Regions from separate parts of the Homo sapiens genome. Here region 1 is linked to region 2. The links are chromatin contacts, found by Hi-C or POLR2A ChIA-PET in ENCODE. All regions are on one chromosome and are shown on one strand. The core of a region is the stretch at or near the end of the contact, and the rest is flanking DNA. Distances in the headings are between cores, read along the strand shown.

Region 1 (6,495 bases), core at 218-2,717, 55 kb after region 2:
GATGGAAGAAATAGAGTTAAAACCCTGAGATTTGCAAATAGACACTGCCCACGAAGGCTGGATATAAACATTCAAGGGCACCTTCTGGGTTGCTGGTCTTAACTTCTTGACTAAATTTTAAAACCTGCAGGTTTTAAGATATCTGATGGGGCAAAATACAAATCTACCCATTGGGTATATCATGGCAGCTCTTTTTTCTCCCCAAACACCATCTGCCTGATTTCCCATGGTTCCTGAGCTCCTCCTCAGAAAGTCGGGAGGGAAAGATGGTGCCAAGAATGCCCTTTGCTGGCATCTCCGGTTTTAAACCCAGAGAGTCGCCTATATGATCTGCCTCTGACCCTAAGAATTCATGTGCTCTGGATGCTCATGGTCTAATTAGGAGCTATAAAGAGATATTCCAGTATTTGTAATGCAAAAAGGTAACGTCTATAATGAAGTGTGCACAAAATAGGAACAAGGAAGGGTTGGACCGGTTGTCAAGTAGGCGAGAGAGAACAGAGGTAAAGATTCAGAGGGGAGGAAGAGCTTGACTGATTCTCAGGAGGGCATGTGTGTCAGTGTTACTCGTGCATAATGTCAGGTGGGGAGGTGGACACAGACTGGGGATGGAGGCAGGAAATGAGGCTACAAAAGTCATCACTGCTCAGATCAAGAAGGGTCTTTGTCCGGGCGCAGTGGCTCACACCTGTAATCCCAGCACTTTGGGAGACCATGGCAGGTGGATCACATGAGGTCAGGAGTTCGAGACCAGTCTTGAAACCCTATGTCTACTAAGAATGCAAAAATTAGCCAGACATGGTGATGGGCACCTGTAATCCCAGCTACTCAAGAGGGTGAGGTGGGAGAATAGCTTGGACCTGGGAGGCAGAGGCTGCAGTGAGCTGAGATCACGCCACTGCACTCCAGCCTGGGCGACAGAGTGAGACCCTGTCTCAAAAAAAAAAAAAAGGTCTTCACAGTCATGCTAAGCATCAGGAGCCATTGAAGAATTAAAGCAGAGTAGATGTCATTATCTTTTTATTTAAAAAATACTACTCATTGGGTGAAAAGAAAGGCATTCAAGACGCCACTGTAATTAACCAGTCAAAACACAGTTCAATTCCAATGAAGACAGAGAGGGAAAAGAACAGACATGAGAGAAGCCTAGCAATAATAAATGGGATTTGGTGGCTAGTTAGATATAAGGTGGAAGAAAAAATGTCACCAAAAATTTTGACGACATTTTTACTTGGGCCACTGTGCAGGTGATAGTATCCTTGGCTAAGTTAAGGAATACAAGAGGAGGAGTAGGCGTTGAGACATGTTGAGATGGAGACAGTAAAGGATAAGATCTGATTGGCACACTGAGTTTGGCCTCTGTGGAAGGGTTATCAAGGTGAAACAGAAGCCCTGGTCCTGTGGTTTTAGGGCATAGGGGAGCAGCCTGGGATGCCAGCAGGATTTTTAGTTAAGCTGAAACAGATAATACTTAGAGACAGGGTATGGAGCAAGAAATAAAAGAGCCAAGAACTGAGCCCCTGGGAACAAAACACTTAATGGGGCCAGAGGAAATGGGAGCTGGGAAGGAAACAGAACCACAGCGGGGAGTGGCCAGTCAGTGTCATCTGCTGCTGCAAAACTGGGAAGATAAGCCTGAAAGCATTCACTGTGTTAGCCACATGGAGGTCACTGGTGACGTCAGTGGGAGCTTTCATAGTCAGACAGGGCTCTGTTCCAGGGAGCTAGGAGTAAGAGGGGTCAGAATGGGGAGACAGCTGGTAGAGATGACACTTTAGAAACATGGTGTAAACGTAATGAAGATATATGACATTAGGTGGAGGAGCATACAGAGTCTAGGAAGGACTTTACTTTAAAGGAGATTTAATTCTGCTTAAATGTCATTGGGAAAGTGGGAATAATAATACTACCCTCACAGGATTATTGTAAGGGTTAAACTACAGCATGCATGTAAGGTGTTTAGCAAGGTGCCTGAACATAGTAAGTGTCCAATAAACAGTGGCTATAATATCATTAATAATAACAATAATAGCAGTTGTACATAAAACACCACCAGAAGGCAGGTTGAGGACACAACCCAGAAAAGGAACAATTGACAGCACAAAGAGGCAGGAAGGGAAGGGATCCTGAGTGCAGTTGAATAAACTATGTATAAAGAAAATAAGATTCATTCATTCAACAACATATATCAAGCACTTACTTTACCAGGTGCTGGGTATATAAAAGAAAACAAGAAAAACACGCTTCTGCCCTCAAAGAGCTCATACAGCCCAGCAAAAGAGATGTATAGTAAATCAACCATTACAATGTGGTGGGATGGAGTGAAAATCAGGGTTCAGTAGAAACCCAGCAGGAGACCCTAACCTAGCCTTGGCCAGCAGAAGTGAGGGTGCACAGGAAAGATTTTCTGGAAGAAGTGATATCTAGCCTTAGACCTGATTTCCCTAGACAGGAGACAGGCAGCAACAGCACAGGAGGGAAGAGGAGGAGACAAGGTGAAATAGGGTTTGCAGTAAATAGGGGTAAAAGTAGAGGAATTCATGCCAGAAACTTCTTTTCTTCTGTAATGCAGCAAGTTATTCTCTGTGAGACCTGAGAATGGGCTTGGAACAGCTGCAATGACAGGGCAGAAGAAACTGGGCACATTATATACATGCTGAGCAGTATTGAAGGTACGGATGGGACTGTTGTGATTGCCCCTAGAAGCACTGAGAAGACTAGAGAAGAGTGGACAGCAGGGATGAGGTCTGCAGAGTGGTGTTGCAGGCTAAGGGGCAGGCAGATGAGGGTGCTGGCTAAACCAAGGATGATGTGAAGCCTCCCAAGATAAGCAGGAAAGTAAAGCCAGGCGGGGACCAGCTGATGAATCCCCCAGATAGAGAGGACACATGCAAATGAAAGCATAGTGAAGTCAAAGAGTAAATGTGGAAGAAATCAGAGACTGAGAAGCCAAGGATGGTCAAGAGGCTGAGCTCAGAGGAGCAGGTAGAGTCAATAGCAGCTCTGGGGATGACAACGTCCAGCAGGTGCCACAGGCATGGAAGAGTGGAGGGGGAAGGCCATGAGAACTGAGCAGATCAAGGAGCTGTAGGGTGTTAGCAGGATCACCCAAGACTGCCTAGGATGCAGGCAGGAATGGGATGGAGAAGAAGGGAGTGATCCAGTCTCCATCACCTTTGATGAATGTGAAGGTAGGACCAGGGTTGCAGTAGGAGAGCTATGGGGCTAGAAACTTAGGCATGGCTGGCTTAATGACAAGGGCAACCCATTCTGCATTTACAACTGTTTTCTCCCATAGTTCCCATAAGCATGTATGAGATCTTGTGCCCTGACTTTTTGCAATTTAAAAAACACAGTGGGCTGGGCGCGGTGGCTCACGCCTGTAATCCCAGCACTTTGGAAGGCTGAGGCAGGTGGATCACGAGGTCAGGAGATCAAGACCATCCTGGCTAACATGGTGAAATCCCATCTCTACTAAAAATACAAAAAAAAAAAAAAAAAAATTAGCCATGCGTGGTGGCAGGTGCCTGTAGTCCCATCTACTGGGGAGGCTGAGGCAGGAGAATGGTGTGAACTCGGGAGGTGGAGCTTGCAGTGAGCTGAGTCACACCACTGTGGGGGACAGAGCGAGACTCCGTCTCAAAAAAAAAACAAAAAACAAACAAAAAACACAGTCTATGAATATGAATAGTGACCTATTTTCTTCTATGTCCAAATTACATTCTCATGTTCACCCCAGGCTGTTCTTTTGTTGCCAAGTGGGCAAAGCCAGCAAATACAATTTACCACTTGATTAAGGCATCATGATTTGCTTTTAAATATTATTGTTCAGTGACTTTAAATCCTTCAGACCTAGAGGTTCTCCTTCAACCTCACCAACTAGACAAGCAAATCAGCAATTAGAAAATGGTATATGAAACGATGCAGTAGGGGTCTGTGGGGATGCTTAGTAAGAGTCCTAACCCAGCCTTGCAAGGGTCAAGAAAGGCTTTTGGCACCCAAAGGTCATGTCAGTCTCCCTCATTTCCCTCACTGCCTGGCCCAGGAGAAATGCACATGAGACCTTAACCACATAAAAGCCAGGCAGATGTAGCGCCTTAAGGAAAGGCTGTGTTTTGCTGTGCTCTTTGGTGTCTTAGAGATGGGGAAAATGCCCTGGCCTTAAATTGGATTAATAAAGGAAACTATTAATCAAAAGCCTGAAAGGCACATCTTCAAACTTCTAATAAGCATCAGATTTTGAGTGAGGGTCAGTGGTTACGCAAAAGAAGAAGCGGGCTATGAAGTGGGTTCTGTCCTGGCAGATGCCCCAAAGAAGCTGCCCTCACCTCAAAAGATGCCCCAGGCACCAGCTCTCTGACTTAGGCATGCTTGGTTCCTCAGCCTCCTAGCCCTGTGTTTCCAAGGTAACAAAGTCCCTGATAAGTTGAACATTGGCCAGTGAGTTGTGCTTCCCTGAAATACATCAACACACAGCAGAGAGAAATGGCTGCAGGCCCAACTGAACAGTTGCCCTGATCCTGAAAGGCCACTGGTGGAGAGGCCCCTTTGTACCTTTCATTGGCTGAAGACTAGCCAATGAAAGGAAGAATCGCCCCGGGAAAGCACACAGCATGAGAGAGATAGTCAGAACTGGGGGGAACCTGAGATGAGGATTTGGATGCAGGGTTTTTGTTTTGTTTTGTTTTTGTTTTTGTTTTGAGACAGAGTCTCGCTCTGTCCCCAGGCTGGAGTGCAGTGGTGCGACCTCAGCTCACTGCAACCGCCGACTCCCTGGTTCAAGCGATTCTCCTGCCTCAGCCTCCCGAGTAGCTGGGATTACAGGCACGTGCCACCAAGTCCAGCTAATTTTTTTTGTATTTTTAGTAGAGATGGGTTTTCACCATGTTGACCAGGATGATCTCAAACTCCTGACCTCGTGATCCACCTGCCTCGGCCTCCCAAAGTGCTGGGATTATAGGCATAAGCCAACGCGCCCGGCTTCTGGATACAGGTAATATATTAAGGATATGCTCACAGGCAAGGTTAGTATGGGAAAGAAGGAAGCAGGACAAAGACGGAGAGAAAGGCAAACAAGACTGGTGGTTTCAGGCAAAATCCTTCAGAGGGTAGCTTCAGCCTGATCCCTCGGGGAAGCCCTGGTGTGTAAGTTCCATCTCATGTTGCTCCTCCCCACCCAGCTTTAGGGAAGGGAGCTGGCTCTCATAAGCCTTCTCCAGTTGGGCATTGGTCAGTAGTTACCCTTAGGGATGTACACTCCCTGGCACTCCCAGCGCCTCCTAAGCAGACAGGCTCCAGGAGTTGGAGGGCAGTGCTCCATTACTGGAAGCAACAATTCACCAAAGCCAGGGAGAGACACACAGATCAGATAAAGGGACATGAATAAATCTGGGCAGGGCGCAATGTTCACTTCAGTTACAAATCCCTGCCTGTAAAGGGGAAGGAATGATCAACAGAAACACTCGGACTTGAACACCAATTTCCTCTGTAGAACCTCAGAGTCTGCCGAGGAGCATCTAAGGAGCCACTCCAATTAGGAGGAGGGCCGAGGAGGGGCTGAGCATGCCAGGATCTCCAATGAGAGCAGCTTCTCTCTCCGTTCTTTTACTTATTGCCTTTTATGTACAACGTCGTTTAAAGGAAGGCTTCCCCTGCTGAAAAGAAGTTTGGAAAAACATCCTGCAATAGCTCTGTATCCCCTCCACATGTAGGGTGGGCAGAGTAAATCAGGATGGTAAATCAGTGTGGTGGCCCTTGGGAGGAGTCATCTACCCTATCCTGGGACAGCAACAATCCCAGCCCTTGAGGAACACCACGCCCCGCCCCCAGGTCCTGCACCAGGCTGGAGACCCCGAGTCCTTGCTCTGGCTACACTCACAGAATTCTGTGGGAGTCCCTAAACATAAATATGCAGAGAATATATTTCACTTTTCAGTGTGTCACAATGAGCTGGTGCTCAGACATAGACAAGGGACAGAGCCAGAAAGAAGGGAGCTTTGGCAACTTGTAAATAAAGCCCTTGGAAATGAAAAATGCAACCCCCTAGATACAAAGAGGAGGGCCAAAGGGAAATTTGTGGTCCCAGAGAAGCCTTGCTCTCCATCTGGTTAAACAGGTTGCTGAAACATTGCTTTAATTTCACTCCAGGAAAAAAGATACAAACTAAAAGAGTTACTGGGGGAAAGAAGTTCCTGGATTCCTAACTTTGCAATTATTCAATGAATATTATGAGCCGGGCAGCCCACTTGATCACTTGCCCTTGTGGAAAGTGGGGAAGGAAGGACCTAATTAACAGAAGTGGAACAGGACCCCAGGAGAAATAAAACCAGGAAACCCAAAGAAGGAAGTGTTTAATGCTGGCCACTGAAATTCCAAAGTGCCCCATAATTGCCACTTAAATGTTACCAACCTGTGAAGCTACCATGCGCTTTAGAGAGAAAAACTCCATCAGCTTTCAGGTGACATGGGAAGTTATAGTCACACTGTGAAGAAATG
Region 2 (5,660 bases), core at 495-2,994:
CTATTCTAAGTGTGATTATCCACTCACTGTTTCAGTTCTTTGCAGAGGAAGCAAGTACCAGATGCCTCTAGTCAGCCATCTTGAAGCCTTGTGTCTATTAACTTTTATTTTCATTTTCAAACTATAAAATTCCTGTTATTTTCTTAATTCAACATGCTTTTATGAATGTAACAATATAAGCGTTTTAGTTCATATAGAGCCTCATTGTCCCAATCTTTTCTTAACCATTAGCCCTTCTAGCGATGTGGGTTTTTTTTTTTTTTAATGTAACCATTATGACTAGGGAAAAGAATATTACCCAGTAGTTTTCCCCTAAGTTAAACAAGAATTCCTTCTCACCCACTAAATTGAGTCACCCTGCTAAGGCCCCCATGAGCCCCTTTTCACTTTCTGTATTACTAAGCCCTTTGCCCAGCCTGACTAGATGGCAGCTATTTCCTGTGGGTCAGAGGGTTTTTAAGGCCTTTTTTGGAATTCTCCTTTCCTCTGGCTCAGGTATAAATGGTAATACCAAAAGGTAGTAGGTGGTATTTTAAGGAGACTGCTAGTGGACCTTCAAATGCTTTTCATTTCAAAACTTTAATTTTAATAATATTGCTCTCTTAGTTTGGGCTCCCTTAAAATCACAGCCTGAGACTAGACACAAGGACTTGGTGCAGGTGGTTTATTTGGGAGGAGATCCCAAAAAGCAGAGGTGAAAGAAAAGGGAGAGAGTGAGACAGGGAAGAATGAAAAGCCACTGAGTGTGCATCATTAAGGTTGCTGCTTTGGGCAACAGGGGCTCAATTCTTCTGTGACCTTTGGCAAGTGTGCAGAATGCCTTCTAGAATGTTCCCTCCAAAAGAGGAGTGGCTAGACTTGCTTACTGGCTCTCATTCTTCACTGGTTAGAGATGGCTCCTAGGGCGTTACCTCTCCATACTTGCAGGTTGTACTTGCTTGGGGGCTGACTGGGCTCCCAGTTTCAGAGATGGCTTTGAGGCAAAAAAACAGGGAAGCATTTTTCATGTTTCAAGAGGGCATTGTCATGGGAACCCACATTGCACTCTCTACCAGATCTGTGACAAAATCATAGGTGTGCTGAGGGGATTTGTTACAGGGTGCCAAAAGCATCAGCTACGAGCATATTGTCCCTTCTGAATAGACTGTTCCCCATTGTCCCTGTGGGGACACTTCCCCACCAATGGATCACCTGGTCATTGCTGTCCAGTCCACATGACATTGATGGGGAAGGTCACTGCTATTAGCCTCCCTTGACCGATGTCAGGGCTGTAAGGATCACTCTCCTCCATCTTCCTTCCAATCTAGCCCCTTGTCCATATCCTCCCTCTGTGGAGCTCACCTGTGTCTGGAAGGAGTTGTGCAACCTCAAGTGGCCTCAGTGAAAGCTGCAGTTGAAGAGAGCAATTCAGTTGACCACAAAGGAATGTGACAGAGAATCATCCAACGCTGCCTAGAACATCTCTCCTGCTCACCTCACCTGGCATGCTCACATGCAGCCATGTGGTCAGGGCAATACCGAGGCTGAGTTCAGTGCCACCCTGTGCTGCCCCTTGCCGGTGAACTTGTCACACTTGTTTACACATGTTTGCAGGCCTCTTTCTTATGGGCATCAGCAGCTTGTTGAGGACCATTCTATGTCTTCATTTTGTGCTCAGAACCTAATGTAGTGCCTGGACACAAAGGGTTCTCAGCAAACACTTGTGGATACAAAGGAGGGAGGGAGGGAGGGAAGAGGGAAGTCGGTTGCTAGGAGATAAAATGATTTGCTTATAGCACAGTTGCCAAAAATAAGTCACAAGTGGGGACTTCCCAGAACTAACCGTTCAGTGCAATACTTAGCTGAAATCTATTGCAAAATGCAGTACTTACTTAGGCACTTACTTTTGTCTTTATTGTTTTTTAAGAAAGAGATGCTCCAAAGGTCAGTGACTCAGACCACTAGGTGACTTGGCTGTGGTTTCCTATGAGTCAAGCCTACCAGACAGCAGAGGACAGAGGTGAACAGGAAACTGGGCCAGAGAAAAACCAGAGAAACAGAGAGTCAACACAGACGTCAAGGAGGCTTCCGCCCAGCTCTCTCAGGCCAAAGGGGCAGACAAACCCGTGAACTCCCAGATATTCATGTCCAAGTGAATGCAGCTGTACGAACTTCAGCTTGAAAACTTCTCTCAAATAGCAGGTGGGGAGAACAGGTAGTAAATGCCTGGGGTTGTGGCCGCTTCCTTCCCCAGCAGAGCTCTGCCCCAATGAGAACACAGGAAGGGTAGATAAGAGAGCAAAGTGGGCAGTTTTTCTTATTTATTTGTTTGGGTAAAGGAAAAACAAAACAAGATGTGAACACGCATATCTTCACAAACTGTAAAATTTATCTCTGTCCTCTATTCCCTGCATCCTTCTCCCTACTCTAACATCTTAACAATCCTAATATTTGCCTATTGTTACACAAAATGTACGCCAGTAGATATCAACATACCAATTAAAAAAAAACGAAAAAAATACTTTGCTGTTTTTCCTTGAAAGCACAATGACATGAGGCATCTTTGGAGAGAAGAAGCTGCCACAATCCGATGCCTCCTCGTACCTGCTACTAGCTGTGTAGGCTTGTCTGATCTAGCCCCCTGGATGTGAACAAACTAGAGCAACAGGGAGAAGCAGAGATGCAAAAGAGTTAATCATACAAATTGCTGAGTGTGCACAGGAAAAACATACTACATTTGTAATTGTGTTTACAGTGTACAAAGCACTCTCCCATATTCCTCATAATCTAACAACAATCCTGAAATCATCACTATTTACGATGCAGAAACTGAAGGAACAATAAATGGCATGTCCTATGCCATACAGCTAATACCAGGCAGATCTTGGCATTGAACTAGAGCTGTCTGAGCCTAGACCAAATATTGTTTCCAGGATTCTGCAGCAAACTCTACCAACTAGGTACCTACAGCCTCCCCTAACCTGCCTTCGGTCTCCTGAGCAGAAGTGTTTATACCTCAGTCCCAGCATGCAATAACCGTAACAGGTAATAAGCACCTTGGAGAAACACCAACTGCATCCAAAAGAGAGCCTGGTTCTGATAATTCTGTTTCACTAACTTCTAGAAGACAGAGAATGAACAGCTTAGGTGAACATTTAGATGAAATTAGAAAAAAAAATGTTAAGGGAGTTGAGTATTTGTTAAAGGTCCTTGAACATGCAATTCTAAAAGAAAAGGAAGCTCAGAGAAAGACACTGGGATCTTCCAGAACTGGGAAGAGCCTAGGACCTGAGATACAAAGATCTAGAACCAGGGAAAGCAGAAAACTTCACCTACAAAGTTCCATGTGCTGCACTGGGCCCTCAGCCCACACACATGCCTAATTCTACATCTTGGCTCTCCAGTCTTCTTCACAGACAGCGCTTGGTGCCTGGGGCCTTTCCAAGAAGAAAGGTGTTATAGTGTAAGGCTCTGGTGCCAGTCATGTTGGACTGGCCTTGCTAACACAAGACTGTTGTAGAGAAGAAGAGGAGGTCTGGTGTGCCCCAGGGACCACCCCTTGGCATAGGCCACTGTAGACGCAGCATGAACATGCTGGGGTCAGCAGGGCAGCCAGGGCTCTATTAAAATTCTAGGCCAGTTGGCACAAAAAAGAGAATAAGAATAGGGTGTCAGTTGGAGCCCTACACACTGAGCTGGCCTGTGGTTTTAAATATCGTGCAAATGCTGACAAGTCTCGAAGGTATATTTTCAGCCCAGACCTCACTTCCTAGCTCTAGACTCACTAGATGATATCACACATTTGGATATATCATATTATCTCAAACTTAATTTGTTTAAAATGAAACCTATAACCCATTCCTCTCACCGAGCATCCACCAGTTGCTCAGGTGAGAATCTGGAATTTGTCCCTGAGTTTCTCTCTCCTTCTCACTCCCACAGTTAGTCCATCACCGTGTCCTATTATGCTTCCAAATTCATTTACCTCTTTTCACCTCCAAGGCCATCTCCCTAGACCCAGCCCCCACCTCCTCCTACCTGAATCCTTGAAATCACATCCTTACCAGCCTTCCGGCTTCTATTGTGCTCTGACAAGAAAGCCAGAATGGCCTTGCCAAAGCTCAAAGCAGACTGTCCTTCCTTGGGTCTAAATCCTCCAATGGCTTCAGAACAGAATCAAAACTCTAATGGGGCCAGCAAATCCCTGCGGGCTCCAGCTCCAGCTGTCACCAGCCTCACTTCAAACTCCTTTTTCCCTACTTACATTCCAGCCCCTTCTTCCCCTGTGACACCAAACCCTTTCTGACTTCAAGGTCTCTACACTGTTGTACCCTCTCCCTGGAATTCCTCCTCTCCTACCTTTTGTGGGGCTATTTCCTTCTTATCCATCCAGTCTCAGCATAAGTGCCATCTCCTCAGACCTTCCCAGAGGCCTTTCCTCACCATCAAAAGATGATCCTTCCTGTTATCCTGTCTCATTGAATCCAGCTGTTTTATTTCATAGCAAACATCATAATTTGCTATTATATGCTGATTTGGTTTTCTTCTTTAATATCTGACCCTCCCTCTAGACTGCAAGCTTCATGAGGGGTGAGACCATGTCTGTTCTATTTATCCCTGTATCCTGAGAGCCCAGCACAGGGCCTCGTATATAATAAGGGGTCAATAATAGTTATTGAGTTAATAAATAAATACATTTAAAATAAATACATAAAATAAAAATAATGAAAACTAATTTGTTTCTTGTTCTCTCAAGAGAGCTTCTGCCCAGACCACACCCCACCCCTGCAACCCTTGATCTTTCTCAGTCCACTGTTGGCTCTGAGCAGTCCACACAGTTTAATGCTACATCAGGATGAGTACGCAAAGAGAAGCAAGAAAATCCCTCCCTTGAACATGAGCCACAGCCCTTCCCATCATTCCTTCCTTCCCTCCTTTATTAATTTAATAGATGAGCCCATATGTAATAAACATAATCATAACATAATAATAACTACATTTATGGAGCTTCTACAATTTGTTGGGCACAGTCCTTTATCTAGATTTTCTTATTTGATAATCTTTGGAGCCCTATAATGCAGTTACTTGTATTTGTTCTACTTTACAAAGAAGAAAATCAAGGCTTGGTGAATTAGGTTACCTTCTCTAGGTCAGATATTAGTAACTGGCAGAGCCAGGATATCTGTTTGGTACAGTAAGTCTAAGGCTTCAACCAATAAACCACACCACTTTCCAAATGTTCACTGCTATTCAATGTACTTTAAGATTCATCCAACAACTATTGAGCCCCCACAGATAAACCAAGCATTGTGCAAAGTGTTTGTGTGCATCTTCCTATCTTATTGCCACAACAACCTTGTAAGATGGGTCTTTATTATTCTCATTTTTGCAGAAAGGGGACTGAGATCAGGATTGTTGAAGCACCTTCATATGGTTCTTTGTGGAATATCAGGATTTGATGCAGCTCCCTCCCTCTGAAGCCATACTCTCTGCATTCTTGCATATTTTGCTTCTCTTCTCAGAGAAAGAAGCAGGCAGAACCAGGACTTGTGCATGCACACACTATGATCAGTGGAGTATAGCCTATTGGATTAAACCACTCCCAGAGAAGCCCTATTGATCTTATACCTCAAGAGTGGCTCGGGAAAGCCATGGGACAGGGGAGAGGCTTGAGTTTTGAA

What was found. A loop is a pair of places that touch in the nucleus more often than their neighbours do. ChIA-PET counts read pairs that join two places held with the same protein, here RNA polymerase II (POLR2A). Pooled maps may share reads with other maps.
Region 1: a pooled map of left cardiac atrium shows a loop between it and region 2 (2.4-fold over the local background). The contact joins two enhancer-like sites. A Hi-C loop is called at or near these places in 3 of 168 maps with a recorded cell type or tissue (CD8-positive, alpha-beta T cell, endothelial cell of hepatic sinusoid and left cardiac atrium) and 3 of 50 pooled maps. POLR2A ChIA-PET finds 5 or more read pairs at or near these places in 2 of 52 experiments (GM12878 and activated T-cell).

What each region holds. Positions count from the first base shown.
Region 1 is chr3:41,025,091-41,031,585 of GRCh38, forward strand. No RefSeq gene overlaps it. Among named protein-coding and RNA genes, the nearest start is that of CTNNB1, 170 kb to the right of the region's middle. RefSeq lists an enhancer at 1,488-1,782. Within about 2 kb of position 1,468, at least 2 of the 41 ENCODE cell types and tissues checked have a DNase peak (open chromatin) inside an H3K27ac peak, as active enhancers do.
Region 2 is chr3:40,969,892-40,975,551 of GRCh38, forward strand. No RefSeq gene overlaps it. Among named protein-coding and RNA genes, the nearest start is that of CTNNB1, 230 kb to the right of the region's middle. RefSeq lists an enhancer at 1,221-2,420 and a silencer at 1,713-1,762. Within about 2 kb of position 1,745, at least 29 of the 41 ENCODE cell types and tissues checked have a DNase peak (open chromatin) inside an H3K27ac peak, as active enhancers do.